2 separate regions of the Homo sapiens genome follow, and region 2 is linked to region 1. Evidence: chromatin contacts called from ENCODE Hi-C or POLR2A ChIA-PET data. All regions are on one chromosome and are shown on one strand. Each heading gives the region's core, a stretch centred on a gene start or an enhancer-like site at or near the end of the contact. The rest is flanking DNA. Distances are from core to core; before and after follow the strand shown.

What was found. Hi-C counts contacts between places; a loop is a spot of excess contacts on that map. ChIA-PET counts read pairs that join two places held with the same protein, here RNA polymerase II (POLR2A). Pooled maps may share reads with other maps.
Region 2: a loop to region 1 is called in a map of B cell, with 14 times the contacts of the local background. The contact joins the promoter of RNF126 here to the promoter of CDC34 in region 1. A Hi-C loop is called at or near these places in 8 of 168 maps with a recorded cell type or tissue (B cell, CD4-positive, alpha-beta T cell, CD8-positive, alpha-beta T cell and 5 more), 10 of 37 single-sample maps with no recorded cell type and 23 of 50 pooled maps. POLR2A ChIA-PET finds 5 or more read pairs at or near these places in 13 of 52 experiments (AG04450, B cell, BJ and 10 more).

Annotation. Positions count from the first base shown.
Region 1 is chr19:529,364-536,067 of GRCh38, forward strand. CDC34 (cell division cycle 34, ubiquitin conjugating enzyme) reads left to right here and starts at 2,397. Exons shown (of 5, transcript NM_004359.2): 1 at 2,397-2,745; 2 at 6,474-6,560. The coding sequence starts at 2,569. RefSeq lists silencers at 1,902-2,641, 3,062-3,231, 6,356-6,517 and enhancers at 2,438-3,094, 3,492-3,541, 3,612-3,771, 4,754-5,330, 5,331-5,906 and 3 more.
Region 2 is chr19:660,826-667,079 of GRCh38, forward strand. RNF126 (ring finger protein 126) reads right to left here and starts at 2,389. Exons shown (of 9, transcript NM_194460.3): 1 at 2,222-2,389. The coding sequence starts at 2,296. RefSeq lists enhancers at 776-865, 1,006-1,065, 1,356-1,405 and silencers at 1,456-1,745, 2,236-2,715.

The sequences.
Region 1 (6,704 bases), core at 1,147-3,646:
TCCTTCTCAAAAAAAAAAAAAAAAAAAAAAAGCGAGAGAAAGAAAACCTCCCTCACCCACACAGTGCTTCCTGGGATGTGGGTGTACGGAAGAAGAGAGATCTTGGGAGCCCTTAGAGAAGGAATCGTGGTTAATTCTAATTAGCATTAATTTACCCATGAGCTGCTGCCTGCCGGCTCCATGATGCTGGCAATATATCCACGACCTGTGGCACGGAAGAGACTGAGGCTCACAAAACCCTGGGAACCTTGGTGAAGGGGCCACAGCCAGAAGGCCCCACTAGTCCCGAGACCCTCCTTTTACTCCAGGCCCCCAGGGTGCCGGGCAGAGGGGCCTGAGGGAGGAGGCCCAGAGGCCCTTACGGGTGAGGACGCCTCGGCCTCGGCCCTGGACAGCTCTGGAAGTGACCGCTCGGCCCAGAGCTCTTTCTTGGATCCCTCCCTCCCTCTCCACTCCTGATGCTGTTTTCCTTTCCCCAGACAGGTTTGCCTGCTGGTCCTCTTCCGGGGACCAGACTCATGAAGCCGGGGCCAGGTGTTGGGGCACCTGCGGGACAGAGTGGCCCTGGTCCCAGACTGGTTTTTGTTTTTGGTTTTTTTTTTTTTTGAGACGGAGTCTCTGTCGCCCAGGCTGGAGCGCAGTGGCGCTATCTAGACTCACTGCAAGCTCCGCCTCCCGGGCTCACGCCATTCTCCTGCCTCAGCCTCCCGAGTAGCTGGGACTACGGGCGCCCGCCACCACGCCCAGATAATTTTTTGTATTTTTAGTAGAGACGGGGTTTCACCATATTAGCCACAATGGTCTCGATCTCCTGACATTGTGATCCGCCCGCCTCGGCCCCCCAAAGTGTTGGGATCACAGGCGTGAGCCACCGTGCCCGGCCTGTATGTTGATGCAGCTGTGTGTACCCAGGGCATAGCAACAATGCCACTGGCACAGTCCGAGGGCAGGGCCACCCGTCACGGGCACGACTCAGGGGAGGCTGGGCTGCCCCGTCCTCACCACGGCCAGTTCTCCCGACCAAGCTTCACAGCAAGGAGCATGTGGGTGTCTGGGCAGCCACTGAGCCAGGTCAGAAGTCAGGTGGGGTCACAGTGATGCCCGGAATCAGCTGGGGTCAAGACTCAGGTGGGCTGGGCGCGGTGGCTCATGCCTATAATCCCAGCATTTGGGAGGCCGACGCAGACGGATCCCTTTATTAGTCCAAACTGCATCCTCCCCTTCCTTTCAAAACCTAACAACACACTTGAGGTCAGGGGTTCGAGACCAGCCTGGCCAACATGGTGAAACCCCATCTCTACTTAAAATACAAAATTAGCCGGACGTGGTGGCGGGCACCTGTAATCTCAGCTACTCGGGAGGCTGAGGCGGACACTAGCTTGAACCCGGGAGGCGGAGGTTGCAGTGAGATTGTGCCACTGCACTCCAGCCTGGGCCACAGAACGAGACTCTGTCTCATTTAAAAAAAAAAAAAAAAAAAAGACTCGGGTAGGACAAAGGTCAGGCTGGGAGGAGGGCACAGCCAGGCTCGGGCTCAGCTTGGGGTGGGGGCTCCGTGGGGCTGGCGCCTCTCCCGGGTCAGGTGCTGAGCCGATGCTGGCCGGCGTAGGCCTCTTTCCCAGTTTCTCTGGGGGGCAGGAGCACCTTGCCAACCTCTGATGGCTCCAGCGCCTGCACTCGCCTCACACCACATGGTGACTTCAACGGGGACCAGGGAAGCCCTCGCCCCTCCCACCCCTCAGAGCCCTCCCCGACCTCGCCCACTTCTCAGAGCTCCCGCTGTCGGGGGAACCGAGGCAGCGCCGCGCCTGGAAGCCAGGTCTGCGGATCCCGCCTCGCTCCCGCCCCTTCCTCCCTTCCGCGTGGCCAGCGCGACCCTAGGACAGACTTCGCGCCCGTCCCCTGCACAGACGGGGAAACGGAGACGGGGACGCGGGGTCGCGCCGGATGGACCGGCCCTGCCCCTCCGGTCCCGGTCAGGACCCCGCGCCGCGCCCCGTTCACCGCCCGCGGCCCCGCCCCGCGCCGGCACGTCACAAAACAACCCCAAAGCCGGGGGACCGGGCCGGTGACGGCGCAGAGCAGCCCTGCCCGCCTCCTTGCGCACAGCGTCCGCGGTGCTGGTCGAGCAGGGGGCGACGGCGGCGGCCTCGGGGATCGGAAGAGCCCGGGGCTGCGCGCTCGAACCCTCCCTCCCGGCGGAGGCGCTCGGCGCCGTAGGCGGGACCGGGGCCGGGACTCCACCTCCCGGCGTCCCCTGCGGCCGGGCGCGCAGGCGCAAGTCGGACCTGGCCGCGGAGCGCAGGCGCAGTCGGGGCCAGGCGGTGCGCGCAGGCGCAGCGGGGGGCGGGGCGCGCGGGCCCGGCCAAGGCAAGCGCCGGTGGGGCGGCGGCGCCAGAGCTGCTGGAGCGCTCGGGGTCCCCGGGCGGCGGCGGCGGCGCAGAGGAGGAGGCAGGCGGCGGCCCCGGTGGCTCCCCCCCGGACGGTGCGCGGCCCGGCCCGTCTCGCGAACTCGCGGTGGTCGCGCGGCCCCGCGCTGCTCCGACCCCGGGCCCCTCCGCCGCCGCCATGGCTCGGCCGCTAGTGCCCAGCTCGCAGAAGGCGCTGCTGCTGGAGCTCAAGGGGCTGCAGGAAGAGCCGGTCGAGGGATTCCGCGTGACACTGGTGGACGAGGGCGATCTATACAACTGGGAGGTGGCCATCTTCGGGCCCCCCAACACCTACTACGAGGGCGGCTACTTCAAGGTGAGCGCGGCGACCCCCGCCCGGGTCCCGGAGCCCACGAGCGACCTCGGGCGCCGGGAACCAGCTCCCTGCCCCGCGGTCCTAGCGCTGTTGCTGGGCGGGCCCCGAAGCCTCCTGGCTTGGGCTCGTTTCCCTTCTATGGCCACGTTCCCCCACCCAGCTCTGCCCGGCCCCCTCCTCGGACCGTCTCGGGGACCTTCAGCCTCTGCTGCAGTCCTCGAAAATCCCCAGTTCCCTTCAAGGCATCGTCCGGTCCCCTGTTAGGCTCTTGGCCCCCGGAGGGGTGGCCGGGGGCCCTCCCTGTAGCATCTGGGCGTGGGGCTCTTGCCCACCTCCTCCTTGGCGGGGGCTGGACCCCGGCTGCCTCCCCCTCCGCCCCTGCGAGAAAGAGGGAGCGGAGCCCAGGCCGCGCCGGCCTTTCAGCTGCCCTCCCCGCCCTCCCCGGAGGAGACAAAGAGGCCCCCCCAGACCCCGTAGCTGCTATTGTTGGGGAGCTGGGCCCGTGAGCGGGGGAGCGAGGCCAGCCTGGGGGTGGCTGGCGCGGCCACTCGCTCAGTCTCCAACAAAGGCCCGGATGAGCCTTGGCAGCCAGGACCCGCCTGGAAAGCGGCCACCCTTGCCAGTAGCAGCCGGCCAGGCGCCCTGGGCTCCATCCCCTGCTTTATGTAACCTGCGCCCTCGGGAAGGCCGAAGTAGGGGCGTGCCTCCCACCTGCTCCCTGCAGCTCTCTCCAGGCCTCCCGGCTCGGGCCCGCGTCCCGGACCCCGACCTCAGAAGCTCCGGGCTCGCTCATCCCAGCTGGTCTTGGCCTTTCTCAGAGTCCACTGAACAGGTGGCTTCTTGGGACCCAAACCCCGAGTTCTGGGCCGTTTCTTCTGCCCTCTGGCGGTTTAATTCCAAGCAGTTTCTGGATGTTTTTGTTGTTGTTGGGAGCGGGGAGGCTGTTTCTGTCTCATGTGAAAAGGACTCAGGCCAAAACCAGGGCAGTTTTCTTGATCTCACGATCCAGACGTGACCTTTGACTTCTTTTAGCGTTCAGGGACCTCGTTCTTGGGGCCAGAGGGACAAAGCGAGGGGCCCTGTGTGAGCGGTGGGGAACGAGCACCCTGTCCAGGAATCTCCCCCTCCCACCGTCACTTCCTGCCAAGAGCCTGGACACGACACGACACTGCAGGGCCCGGCCCGCTCTGCCCCGGCCAGCTGCGGGCGTGGGGCCGAGGGACCGATGCCTCCCGCACGATATGTGTCTGCTCTCCGAGCTAATTAGTGTCTGAACCGCACCCGCTCAGCGGCTGTGAGGGCAGCAGCCTGGTCTGCTGGGGGCGATTCCTGAGCAGAGAGTGGGACGCCCGTGGGTTCTGCATCTGGAATCCTGCGTCCCCACACAGGGAACAGAGTTTGGGTCTCGAGGTTGCCAAATGGTTTTAGCAGCTCCTCCGCCAGCCCCTTCTGTCTGCTTGGGGGAGCAGCTGGCTGAGGAGCCGCAGCCCCACCTCGAAGCCAGGCCTGTGAGGCGGCTGCTGTTCTGGAAGGAGGGGATGGGGGTTTCTGGCTGCTGTGCCCACCAGACCGGTTGCCAGGGATTGTGGGCAGAGCTTCCTGGGCCAGCATTAGGGGATAATCCGGTTTTCCGGATTTCCCAGGGAGGGGGCCTCTAGACATCTGCCACAGGGTCAGTCCTCAGAAGCCAGTGTTGAGACGGGGGTGCTGCCACCCACGAGGACTCTCCCTTCCCGCTGTGCCTGGGAGGGAGTTGGGGGAGCGTGGAAATACAGAACCTGCTGAGTGCCCAGGGCCGCTGCTGCCCAGCCACTGCCTGCAGCTGCTGTTCCTTCAGGAGCCAAAGTGAGCCCTGGGGCAGGGGCCGCCAGAGAGAGCCCTCCACAGCCGACTTGCTGTCTGCCCTTGGCAGGGCGCTTTCCTTTTCTGAGCCTGGGTTTGCTCCGGGGAAAAGACATTCTTAGAGGTGCCCAAAATAAGAGGCTCATTGGGACTTGGTGGGGTTTGGTACAGATGAGGCCTTGGCTGTTGTCAAGGATTGCCGCCTGAAACCCAGCACCAGGCTTGGGGGGCCTGAAGTCTTGGGGAACCGCAGGACAGTTCTGAGACTGAAGTTCCAGCCTTGCTCTGTGGCCGCGGCCAAGTCACTTGCCTTACGGGGCACCAGTGAGTTCCCTGTCAAACAGAGGACACCCCCCAAGACACCCCGCGTGCCCTCCCTGTCCAGGAGGGGCCCGTCCACGATCCAAGACCCCCAAAGTGCCCTGCCTGTCCGGGAGGGGCCTCGCCCACAATCCAAGACCCCCGAGTACCCTCCCTGTCCAGACCTCGCCCACGATCCAAGACCCCCTGAGTGCCCTCCCTGTCCAGACCTCACCCACGATCCAAGACCCCCTGAGTGCCCTCCCTGTCCAGACCTCGCCCACAATCCAAGACCCCCGAGTACCCTCCCTGTCAAGGCCTCGCCCACGATCCAAGACCCCCGAGTGCCCGCCCTGTCCAGACCTCGCCCACGATCCAAGACCCCCGAGTGCCCTCCCTGTCCAGACCTCGCCCACGATCCAAGACCCCCGAGTGCCCTCCCTGTCCAGACCTCGCCCACGATCCAAGACCCCCGAGTGCCCTCCCTGTCCAGACCTCGCCCACGATCCAAGACCCCCGAGTGCCCTCCCTGTCCAGACCTCGCCCATGATCCAAGACCCCCGAGTGCCCTCCCTGTCCAGACCTCGCCCACGATCCAAGACCCCCTGAGTGCCCTCCCTGTCCAGACCTCGCCCACGATCCAAGACCCCCTGAGTGCCCTCCCTGTCCAGGCTTCCACCACGATCGCTCTGGGGGTGCTGCTCTCGTGCCTTGGAGTGCTGAGTGCCACCAGGACCCCTGACCCAGACAACCTCTGTGTCTGGCACTGGGGCCCAGCAGGAAAACAGTGAGGCTTCCTTGTTTACCTGCTGTGGCCCAGGAGGGCCGTGGGTGGCATCACGCCCCAGGCTGCAGGCCAGACAGCTCTGTCACCTGGCACGTGGCTTCAGGCCTCCCTCTGTGGCCGTCCTTGCCAGCAGATCTGGACCTCCAGGGCCTGGGTGACCACAGGGGGCGATGCTGACAGGGAAGGAGTCCTGCCAGGTTTCTGTGACCTATGGGTCTGCCTGCCTGACCCCCCAAGACCGGACACCTGAGGGCAGACGGCCATACTGACTCATCCCCTCCCACGGCCTGGGCCAGGGCAGGTGTCACAAGTGTTTGCTAACTGAGCAATCATCTGTGCTAACCCTCCCCACACCCTGGCTGCCAAGGCCCTGGAGGTGCAGCCCTGGTCCTGGGCTTCAGCTCCATCCAAGGGGAGCCTGGAGCCCCTGCCAGTCCATTCTGTCTGCTGGTGGGTGCCCCTGGCCTGGGTCCCATATGCCTGACCTGGGCTGCCACGGGCCTGGAGCCACGCGGGCAGCCAGTGCCCACGTTCCCCAGCAGTTGTGCTGGGCCGGGTCCCGGCCACCTGGACTGTGTAGGAGCTGGGATCAGCTCGGGTGACTCAGAAAAGGCTTCAGGCAGCCTTCTGGGGACTTGACCCCAGGCCTGTGAGAGTCCCTGCCTTGGGCAGGATACGGTGTCCCTCACACACACCCTCAGGCACCAGCACTGGGAGTGGGATGGCCTTGGGCACCTTGTGAGCTGGGGCAGGTCTTGGGGCTGGGCTGGACTGAGCCACCTGCCTTCTGCCCCTGCAGGCGCGCCTCAAGTTCCCCATCGACTACCCATACTCTCCACCAGCCTTTCGGTTCCTGACCAAGATGTGGCACCCTAACATCTACGAGGTGAGCGCGGCCCCCACGGGCCTCAAGTCCTCATCCTCCGGGACCCAGGGTGCTGGGAGCCTCACGTCCTCATCCTTCCGGGACCCGGGGCGCTGGGAGCCTCACGTCCTCGTCCTCCGGGACCCGGGGCGCTGGGAGCCTCAC
Region 2 (6,254 bases), core at 1,139-3,638, 130 kb after region 1:
GGTCCTGCCACGTACGGAGAAGTTCTGACACTGCCATGCTGTCTACGGGCGCCTTGTTGCGTCCTGCTCCAAAGGCACAAGCAGATGCCCTTGGGATCACCCGCGGGGTGGACACGGGCAGGCCCCCGCAGCCCTCTCTGCAGTTATTTGCTCTTAAGGAATCTACCAACGTCCATGATTAAATATTTGTCAATCACTGTTCCATGCTGGCTCCCTGGCCAGCCTGTAAATTCTGTGAGGGCAAAGACCACAGCGGCCTGTCACCACAGAGTTCCTTTCACTACAGGAAGGCCCTCCCCAGGCCCAGTGACAGTCGGAGGAGGTCAAGGTCCTCCGTGTCCAAGGCCACGGGGCGAGGAAGTGGCTCCACCACACCAGGATCCAGTCCTGTGCGGGCTCTAGGAGCAGCTAAATGTGCAGCCGAGTCAAGGCAGTGTCGGCCCCCCACAGCCACCACTCCAGGCTTCCCAGGGGCTTCCCAGGCCTGTCCCAGGGCTCAAGGGGCTGCAAGGGGCTGCCCTGCAACTCACCCAGGCTGGCGGGCTGTCAGGCAACCAGCCTCTCCTGCCACGGCCAGTGGGGACAGAAAGCTGGAAGAGGCAAGAGCGAGACCCCTGGGAGACAGAGGAGTAAGGCAAGGCTCAGTCTCAGCTCCCCAACCTTCGCCCCACACCCGAGATTTCACTTTATTTGTTCCTCCTGCTGGGGAGGGGAAGCCCTGTGGCTTCAGTAGAGAGGAAACCACACCTCTCTCTTTCCACTCCTGGGCCTGGCCCCGCTCTCCCGCCATGCCCCAACTCTAGCACTCGCTCCTCCTCTGTGACCCAGAGACAGGCGGCTTCTCCTGACTCCCTCCAGCCCCTTCCTGGGTCTCTACTCCCGGGGAACTGCACTGCTTCTGGGGGGCTTGGACTTCTCTTACGGGTCAAAGCGTAGCAACAGCCGGGCGGCTACGTACACAGCACAGTAAATCCTCAATGCCTGCAGCCTCTTCCCCTGGGCACAGGGTGGGGAGTCCAGACCCCTCCACCTCCTGCGGCTGCTCCCCTCAAGCTGGCCAAGCGGCTCCCGACTGAGCCGGCTCTGCCACTTTCCCGCTGAGCCACCACGCGCCTCAGTTTCCCCATCTATAAAGCACGGGTGGCTCGACTAAATCACCACTTTGCACGTCAGCCTGGCGAAGGGCAACACGGGTTAAAAATGCAGACCACCGCCGGGCACGGTGGCTCACACCTGTAATCCCAGCGTTTTGGGAGGCTGAGCCAGAAGAATCGCTTGAGCCCAGGAGTTCAAGACCAGCCTGGGCAACACAGGGAGACCCCATTCCTAAAAATAATATTAGAAATGCAGACTGCTGAGCGCATTCCACACCTACTGACTCCGAAACCCTGGAAAAGGGGCCTGGAAATAGCACCTTCAACGAGCGCTGCTCCCACCTCCCCCAAGGTGACATCAGGTCCGCGTGGGAAACACTGCCCTAAACGAGCAGGAAGTAGCACTCGGCACGCCCAGGCCCAGGGTCCTCTTCGGTGAGGGGCGGCTGTAAACACCTGGAGGAAGGGTGGGCTGCGCAGCCAAGCCCCGGGAGGGGAGGAACGCAGGCTCTGCTCACAAAGCCCCGCCGGCGGGCCGCGGTCGGACCCCGGGACAGTGCCTGGGGCGTTCCGGGCCTGGGCCTGCCTCCAAGGCGGCGGCCAGGGCTCCACGAGGCGAGCCTGCAGCGAGGCGCCGGCGCCCCCAACCACGCGCTCGGCGGGGGTCCCCTGGCGTTATTCTCGGGGTCCGAGCCCCGCCAGGCCCAGCCCCTGCCCCGCGCCGCGCCACCGGGCAATACCCTCTCTCTGCTCGCCGGGCCTCAGTTTCTCCGTTTGCAAAACCAGGCTCACCGGGCTTAGGGATCCCACCTGGGATCCTCGCGGCCTCTCGGGTCGGGAACGCCGCGGATGTGGGGTCACCCGGCCGCGATCCCGCTGCGCCGCTCCGGCCAGGCCCTGCCTCCCGCCCGGGCCTCAGTCTCCCGCATGTACAGGACGGGGTTCGCGCGCGCACCGCCCGGGCTCCCCGCGGATTCAGCCTGGGCCGGCGCTGCCCCGAGCCTCAGTTTTCCCGTCGTGGTCAGCTCGCGCAAGAGGCGGGCGCAAGCGACCCCCACCCCGGCCCCGGCCTTGCCTCAGGCCTGCGGCGCAGACCCTGCCGCCCGCCGCCCCGGCCCGGGCCTCACCGGCAGGCGCGGGACGATCTCCACGGAGCAGCAGTGGCAGAAGTACCGTCCGGGATGCGGCGACGCCTCGGCCATGGCCGCCGCCACCTACTCCGCGCCGCCCGCCCCCCGCGCGGCACCCGCCGCCGGCCGTTTGCTGCTCCCTCGCCGGCCGACGCGCCCGCGCACGCTCACGCACGGCACGCACGGCACGCGGGGCGGAGCGGGGGCGCGGGAGCGGCGAAAGCTGCGTACTCGGCGGGCAGCGGCCCGGGCGACGGTGGCCGCTGAGAGACAAACTAGGCCCGGCCGTTGGGCGGGGCTCCAAGCGGGGGCGGGGCTTCCGGCGGGGGCGGGGCCAAAGCAGGCGGCGGAAGAGACGAGAAGCGGGGCGTGCGCGGGGCGGGGCCGAGGCCCTCCTCCCCTCCCGAAGCTGCCCAGGCCTTCGTGTCCCTCAGTGCTTCCCTACCTCATCGCCGTCTCCCCTCACGGTACTTCAGCCCACTGTCCCCACCGTTCCTGGGGCTCGCCAGGCGCCCTCTCCCCCGCCCGCTGCCCGGTGCAGCGCTCTCCCGACGCCCGCGTGGCTTTCTTCCAGGTCTTTGCTCAAATGTCAGCTTACAAGGTCTTCTCTGCTGCCCTCCTGCTCCGTGGCACTGATTCCCTCCCGATGCACTGTCAGGTCAGCTGCGCAGCAAAGGGATTTTTGGACCCGCAGCAGCGCCTGACACACAGCAGGCATTCCCTCAGCGCTGCGGAATACAGGCAGACCCGGGGCTCAGGGCGCTGTCTGGGCCTCACTGGGACCCGTGGGGTCAGACAGAGGCTGAGGTCTGTGGGTTGTGGCCTTGTTTCCAAGATGCTCCACGGGCTGACGGCCCAGGCGCCTCTCGGGTGCGGAGAAGGCAGGAAACCTAACCCCTGCTTCCAAATTTAATCAGTAGAAACGGTATCATCACCCAGCACAGGCCAGGATCATTTCTGAGGTTAGTTCTGGCCCAATCATGCATGCATTTCTTTTTTCTTTTTTTTTTTGAGACGGAGTCTCACTCTGTCACCCAGGCTGGGGTGCAATGGCCCGATCTCGGCTCACTGCAACCTCCGCCTGCCGAGGGTTCAAGCGATTCTCCCGCCTCAGCCTCTCGAGTAGCTAGGACTAGAGGCACCCGCCACCACACCGGCTAATTTTTGTATTTTTAGTAGAAACGGGGTTTCACTATATTTGGCCAGGCTGGTCTTGAACTCCTGACCTCGTGATCCGCCCGCCTCGGCCTCCCAAAGTGCTGGGATTACAGGCATGAGCCACCGCGCCCGGCCTCATGCGTGTATTTCTTTCTTCACTCAACACTCATTGAGCAACTACTGCACACCAGACCCTATGCTGAATGCACGCAGATACCCCCAGTCCCATGAGATTGGACAGGAGCGTGGAACTCAAGGGTGACTCTGGCTCTGCCTGGGGAAAGAGAGAGAGGGCTTCCGAGGGGTAAGGACATTGGAACCAGGGCTGAGGGATGAATAGGATTTGGTTGGAGTTGGACTTCCTGCAAAATGAGGCATTGGAGCGAGACTGTTGAGGAATTAAGAGTTGGAGCCTGTGCATTTAGATTTTTTGTTTGTTTGTTTGTTTTTTAGAGATGGAGTCTGGCTCTGTTGCCCAGGCTGCAGTGCAATGGCGCAATCTCGGTTCACTGTAACCTCCGCCTCCCGGGTTCAAGTGATTCTCCTGCCTCAGGCTCCCGAGTTGCTGGGATTACAGGCTGGGCACCACCACGCCCGCCTAATTTTTGTATTTTTAGTAGACGGGGTTTCACTATGTTGGCCAGGCTGGTCTCAAACTCCTGACCTCAGGTGATCCGCCCGCCTCGGCCTGCCATAGTGCTGGGATTACAGGCGTAAGCCACCGCGCCCGGCCTGCATTTAGGGTTTTGAATGTCCAGAGGTTGGGGACAGGGGCTTCAGCCTCCTTCCAGTCGTCTTTGCAGCAGCGCGAATCCAGTCATTCCTGCTCTGACCACCAGAGAGCGCACGGGCCCCGTCCCTGGGAATCCAGGAAAACCCCAGGCTGGGGAGGGGCGAGGCTTGCCAGACGCAGCCCCTGCACCAGCCTTCACGCTCCGCAAGTGCAGGAGGAGCAGCAGGCCTGGTTCAAACGACGCCAAACCACGAACTGGCTGTGTGTCCCTAGGCAAGTGGCCTAACCTCTGAGAAGGCGGCAGAACCTGACGGTTTTCCGTTGGCTCGGAGCAGACATGAGGACCGCTGGCACCTCCTCAGCCCTCTCTGTGCTCTGCTGCCTGCCCCGAGTCACCTGCCCCTCGCTGACCCCTCCCCAGCCTCACTGGCCCCCTTGGGTGGGCTAAGCAGGTTCCCACCTCTGGGCCTTGCAAGGCTGTGCCCTTCCCCAAGTCCCCTCTCCTTCCCCTGCTTTTTTTTTTTTTTTTTTTTTTTTTTGAGATGGAGTCTCACTCTGTTGCCCAGGCTGGAGTGCAATGGTGCGATCTCAGCTCACTGCAACCTCCGCCTCCAGGGGTCAAGCGATTCTCCTGCCTCAGCCTCCCGAGTAGCTGGGATCACAGGCATGCGCCACCACGCCCGGCTAATTTTTGTATTTTTAGTAGAGCTGGGGTTTCGCCATGTTGGCCAGGCTGGTCTCGAACTCCTGACCTCAGGTGATCCGCCCACCTCGGCGTCCCAAAGTGCTGGGATGACAGGCGTGAGCCACCGCGCCCGGCCCTTTCCCCTGGTTTTTAGGAGGCTGCCCCATCCACCACTGCACCCCACTTCTCAGAGCCCCCTTTCCATCCCCCACAGCCATCCTCACATCTGTGGGTTATTAATGGCGTCTCCCCATATGTGAGGCCAATACCCAGCGCACCAGTAGGTGTTCAGTAGATTCCCAAATGCACCAACAGTTGCCGAGTGTCTACTGTGTGCTGGGCTCAAGCAGGTGCTGGAAACACAGTGGGAATGAGAAGGAACGTAGGGATTTTGTATCAAACTAAGCAGGGCGAGGTGGCTCACGCCTGAGACCAGGAGTTCAAAACCATCCTGAGCAACATAGTGAGACCCTGTCTCTACAAAAATAGAATTAGGCCGGGGACAGTGGCTCATGCCTGTAATCCCAGCACCTTGAGAGGCTGAGGCAGGAGGATCACTTGAGTCCAGGAGTTGAAGACCAGCCTGGGCTACATGGTGAAACCGTGTCTCTACTAAAAATACAAAAATTAGCCAGGTGTGGTGGCGGGCACCTGTGATCCCACCTACTCAGGAGGCTGAGACAGAAGGATCACTTGAGCAGGAGGCAGAGGTTGCAGTGAGCTGAGATCGGACCACTGCACTCCAGCCTGGGCCACAGATGGAGACCCCATCTTTTTTGTTTTGTTTTGTTTTGTTTTGTTTTGTTTGAGATGGGTCTCCCTCTGCCGCCCAGGCTGGAGTGCAGTGGCATGATCTGGGCTCACTGCAAATTCTGCCTCCTAGGATCAAGCGATTATCCTGGCTCAGCCTCCCAAGTAGCTGGGATTACAGGCATGTGCCACCACGCCCGGCTAATTTTTGTCCTTCTAGTAGAGACGGAGTTTCTCCATGTTAAGTAGGCTGGTCTCCAACTCCTGACCTCAGGTGATCCGCCCACCTCAGCCTCCCAAAGTGCTGGGATCACAGGCGTGAGGCTAATCGTTTTAAATTTTTATTTTGTAGAGATAGGATCTGGCTATGTTGCCCAGAGTGATCTCCAACTCCTGGGCTCACGGGATCCTCCCACCTTGGCCTCCCAAAGTGTGGGGATCACAGGTGTGAGCCAGAGTGCCCGGCCACCCCTTTATCCCAAACACACCAAAAAGCAGGCTGCTCTTCCCTGAAGGCAGTAGCACATTGATCAAATCGGCCAGTGGGCACTGACACTGCTGCACACAAATGCACACACTTGCACCCTGCCCCAGGCCCCACCGGCCACCCTGGTTCCACAGACGGCACCGTTTCTCCCATTTCCTCTCACCAGGGACCTCGACAGGTGTGGGCTTGGTTCCGTGAGCTCTCTTAGCCCCTTTTT